2 separate regions of the Mus musculus genome follow, and region 2 is linked to region 1. A link is a loop called in an ENCODE intact Hi-C map of the cell type or tissue named here. Cell type or tissue: heart. All regions are shown on one strand.

The links. Hi-C counts contacts between places; a loop is a spot of excess contacts. Peaks named below come from ENCODE experiments on the same cell type or tissue, not always from the same donor. Only the 100,000 strongest peaks of a DNase experiment are listed, where the experiment ranks them.
Region 2: it touches region 1 in a loop (2.7-fold over the local background); 4 of 42 quality-filtered maps call a loop at or near these places.

The regions. Positions count from the first base shown.
Region 1 is chr6:142,963,685-142,966,184 of GRCm38, forward strand. St8sia1 (ST8 alpha-N-acetyl-neuraminide alpha-2,8-sialyltransferase 1) reads right to left here and starts at 768. Exons shown (of 5, transcript NM_011374.2): 1 at 1-768. The coding sequence starts at 84. In heart, a CTCF peak has its summit at 1,536; no DNase peak of the experiment used is centred here; H3K4me3 peaks cover 1,814 bases; H3K27ac peaks cover 1,845 bases; H3K27me3 peaks cover 752 bases.
Region 2 is chr6:142,518,053-142,520,552 of GRCm38, forward strand. Gm38919 (a long non-coding RNA gene) reads left to right here and starts at 135. Exons shown (of 3, transcript XR_869567.1): 1 at 135-164; 2 at 752-856; 3 at 1,359-1,479. In heart, a CTCF peak has its summit at 1,269 (motif pointing left); no DNase peak of the experiment used is centred here.

The DNA.
Region 1 (2,500 bases):
GGGTAGCCGGGTACGCGGGAATTTCCGAGCTAGCATGGCCATGGCCCCTCTGGACGTATGTAGGGCCCGCCCGCAGGGGCTCATCGCAGCCTCGATGTCCCAGGGTCAGTGTACCCTCAGCACAACGCTGGACAAAGTGGCAGTGAAGGATGCTCCAGTGGCCGGCCCCCCATGCACACACACCTTTGGCTTTCCAGCTCGCAAACGCACGGCTGGGGAACCCCCACGCCACGGCCCCAGAGGTCAGCTACAAGGATCTTCGCCAATGCAACTTTTACTGGGATGTCTTGCTAAAGGAAGTGGCCTCCGGGCAAATCACAAGCCTTAGTCTCTTTCCCTGCAGGCAGCGGGCGATGAAGGAGTCTAAGAGCAGTGGGGCCGGTGGCTCCCGCCCTTACTGCAGCATCACCGTCGCCCTCGGCTGGGGTCCTGGAAGAGGCGCGGCTGGCTCCCGGACGTCTGATGGGTTGTGTCCCTTCCAGAAAGAGATGCTCCTGCGCCCTGCACCGCCCTTTCCCCGCCTCCTGCGCCGCCGCGGTGCCCGGCACCCCCCAGATGCGCTCTCCGCGCCACACCAAGTCCTTGGAAATTTCCACGATGGCCCGGGACCGCTACCCCACCCCCGGCGCCTCGGCCGCGCCCGCCAGGACCCTCACTCCGCGCCCCTCACGGGCAAACCTAGAACTCTCTCTCATCAGTTCATTCAGCGGTGCGCCGCAGCCTTCTGCTGCGCCCTGGACTCCGCAGACACGCGCCCCGGGATTGGTGGAAATCAAGGTCTCCCCCGCCCTCCCCCACCCGCGAAATTGCCTCCCGTGACCTGCTTGGGGCCGCGACGCTAGCCCAGGGTGCAGGCCCCTCGCCGCTGCCCTTGTTCTCTGCAGAGGGAGGCAGACAATAAGAGCAGCAGCCCCTCTGGTGCGTGCATGCACACGCGCATATGTCTATCCCGGAGTATGCACAGATTGGGGACCCGCACACCTTGTGCCCAGGCTGCTGTCTCCCTCTCCTTTCTGCAATTGATTGGTTATAACTGAGCAGTGAGGAGGCTGGCGAATATTTATTCCTTCCTCGGCTCCCTTAATCAGATCAGCCCGTGCTGAGCTACGATTCCATGCACGCACTTGCGTGCACGCGCGGGCGCGAGCTCACACGCTCAGGCACGCACATACACGTCCGCGCGCGCGAACACACACACACACATACACACACACACACACACACACACACACACACACACACTGCTGCTACTGGGCACAAGGGGAGATGCATGCACACTGGGATCCACCACCTTGCCTCCACCCTTCCGAGAACAGAGGGGCATCCTCATATGCTTGTGGCTGGTGTTCTCCCGCAGACCTTGGAGGAGATAACGCCTCTGTAGACTAAAAAGCTGTTTATTCTTAAAAGGCTGCAAAGGCAAGCTTATCACAACCACGACCTTGGAAACGTGCAACCCGCCTGGACCCGCCTAGAGGAGAGACTCACAGTAAGCCATTTCTGCTCGCCCTAGCAGAAGTCGGAAAAGGCTCGGGTACCTCCTAGCGGCAGTCTCTTCTATTTGCTTAAGCATCCTGTGCAAGGACAAAGAAGAAAGTCTGCAGCCTCCAAAACCAGCTAGCTTAGTCGTCACAGGACTGAAATCTCAGGCCACAGTTCCATTTGTTCAGCCAAGAGCAGCACTCCAGACGGCCCACAGTGACTAGTTTGTGCCCTGCAGTCTTTTTTAGCACCTTCAGTAGGGAGAGGTGAAACTTGAGACTTTGGTGCCAACCAACCTCTACCAGCATTGCAATGCTTTTCTTAGGAAGACTGCTCAATGCTCCCCAGTGGAACCAAATACCGTTAGTTAAAATAAAGACTGCCCTTGCCGCTGATAGAAGCAAATAAAGACTGCTCTTACCGCCGGGCGTGGTGGCGCACGCCTTTAATCCCAGCACTTGGGAGGCAGAGGCAGGCGGATCTCTGAGTTCGAGGCCAGCCTGGTCTACAAAGTGAGTTCCAGGACAGCCAGGGCTACACAGAGAAACCCTGTCTCGAAAAACCAAAAAAAAAAAAAAAAAAAAAAGACTGCTCTTGCCGCTGTTAGAAGCTTGCTGCTCTTTTAGAGGACCTGTATTCAGTTCCTAGCACTCACTGCGGGCAGGCAGCTCACAATTACATATCTGACTGGGGAGGGGGAGGGGAGGTCTTCTGAAGGCACCTGCACATACATATACAAACCTCCACACCATTACAGGCACATAATTTTAAAATATAATAAATGTTAAAATAAAATGAAGATCCCTCTCACCCCAAACTTCCTCTGTTCTAGGAAGGCAAGATGGGGACATTTGCCATCTTTGAGGGCTGTAGACACATCATCAATCACTTTTCCTCCCTATAACTTAAACAAAGCACAAATGATCCCAATTTCTCTTCCTCCAGGTCTCCATATAGCTGAATTTACAGTAAACGAAATAAACCTACAAGCAAAAGATCATACAGGGATCATGAGGAC
Region 2 (2,500 bases), 450 kb before region 1:
GGAGAGGACCAATCTCAGTGACTACTTTGTACAATAGCTGTCTCCTGAGAGGCTCTGCCAGAGCCTTATGGATACAGATGCAGATGCTTGCAAAGCCAGCCTCCTGGACTGAGCACGGGGACCCCAGTGGAGGAATTAGGGGAAGGACTGAAGGAGCTGAAGAGGTTTGCAACCCCATAGAAAAAACAACAATATAACCAGCCAGACCCCTGACCCCCAGAGCTCCCAGGAACTAAACCATCAACCAGAGTACACATGGAGGGACCCATGGATCCGGCTGCATATGTAGCAGAGGGTGGCCTTGTCTGGCATCAATGAGAGGGGAGGCTCTTGGTCCTGTGAGGGCTTGAAAACAGGAAGATTAAATGGGGAGGCCAAGGTTATGGTATGGAGGTGAGAATGGGAGCCATGAACTCAGATGATTTCCTACTGTTCAGCCGAGGTAAGGATATGGTTAAATGGTTTGCATGAGGCCTTATCTTTTAAGAAGTGTGATGGGTACTCATTTGTTGCTAGGTAACAGGTCCACCATGAGCATTGTGGTCACTTGTGTGCATGTCAATAGAAGCTAGTCCTGTGTTTATGCATGCCCAAAACACTGTTGATCTAGCTAACACTAGGCAAACAGTGCTCTGAAACTTACCATGTACAAATATCGGGAAAGAAACAGTATTTGAGGCGTGGAGTGCATCATAGCTCAGTTGGTAGAGTGTCCACCTCTAATGTACCAAATCTTGGGTTCTTGTCCTAGCACCGCATTAAACCAAGAATGGTGGATACACCTTCAACTCCAGCCTTGGAGAAGTGGAGGCAGGAGGATCAGAAGTTGAAGCTCCATGCCATCCTTGGCTACGTAGTGAGTCTGAGACCAGCCTGGGCTACAGGGAACCCTGTATGGGAGAAGGGAGGCAGACCAGAACTTAAAACATAGTTCAAAGATCTTACATAAAATTTCTCAAATAAGGTTAATCAAACTCATTGTCACTTACTAAAGCCAGTATTCTTGATCTGTGATTTGTAGGGCAGCCCCACAGGAAAAAATTATCTGCAAATGGTGACACAGCACATTCCAAAGACAATGGTACAGTAGCCGGAAAGGCAGCTTTAGCCAAAGCTTAAAGGCTCTTGTTTGGTGGCAGTGAAGGGCGCATCTGAGGGATGGCTCTGGGCTCAACCGAGAACCAAATCCCCTTCTTGGACACCTCTATTTGGAAATTAGCTGTGGTGACTTTGTGGCATCATAATATTTGTAAACACTGCCACCTGCTGGAAGTTCTGTAGACCTGCACACAATTTAAACTAGCGCTCCCTACACAACTCTTTTTCTTTCCCCCTTTCTTCCTGCTCTTATTGTGCAGTACAGGAAATCTAACCAAGGGCATGCTGGGTATTCGCTCTACCCCCGGGACTACAACCCTGCTCTTCACCAACCTTCTATCATGGTTTGAAACCAACCACGTGGGGGGTGCATAATCATGGGTTCGTATTATTATTATTATTATTATTATTATTATTATTATTATATTATTTAGTTACATTCCAAAAGTTGCCCCCCTTCCTGGTCCCCCTCTCTGAGTTCTTCACCCATCTCCCTCCCCGTCCCGCCTCTGAGAAGGTGCTCTCCGACCTGTCTACCCACCCCACCTCATCCCCACCAGCATCCCTCTTCCCTGGGGCATCAAATTTCCACTTAAGCACATCTTCTCCCACAGAGGCCAGAAAAGGCAGTCCTCTGCTACACATGTGCCAGGGGCTGGCCATGAACTAAACCATGTATGCTCCTTGGTTTTTGGCTTAGCCTCTGGGAGCTCTGAGGGGTCCAGTTAGTTGACACTGTTGTTTTTCATAAGGGGTTTTGATCCCCTTCAGCTCCTTCAGTCCTTCCTCCAAGTCTTCCACATTGCCCCTGACCTCAATGGTTAGCAATAAGTATTTGCATTTGTCTCAGTCAGTTGCTGATAGAGCCTCTTCAAGGACAGCGATGCCAGGCTCCTGTCTGCACGCACAATATGGCCTCAGGAATAGTGTCAGGATTTGGTCTGCATGCATGGAATGGATCCCAAATTAGGCCAGTCGCTGAGCGGCCTTTCTTTCAGTCTCTGTTCCATTTTTGACCCTGCATTTCCTTTAGACAGGAACAATTCTGAGTTAAAAATTTTGAAAATGGGTTGGTAAGCCCCCCTGCCTCAACTGGGGGCTCTGCCCTGTCTATCTACTGGAGGTGGTCTCTTCAGGTTCCATCTTCCCACTGTTGGGCATTTCGGGTAAGGTCATCCCCATTGAGTCCTGGTAGCCTCTCATATCCCAGGTCTCTGGGACTTTCTAGAGGTTTTCCCTGCCCCCTCGCCCCCACTGCTGCATAATTCCATCCATTCTCCTGGCCCTCTGGACATCCCTCCTGTCTCTCCCCATACCTGACCCTGCCCCCACCTTTTCCCTTCCCCTCTCCCACCCAGTTTCCTCCTTCACTCTGCCTCCCATGATTATTTTGCTCCCGTTC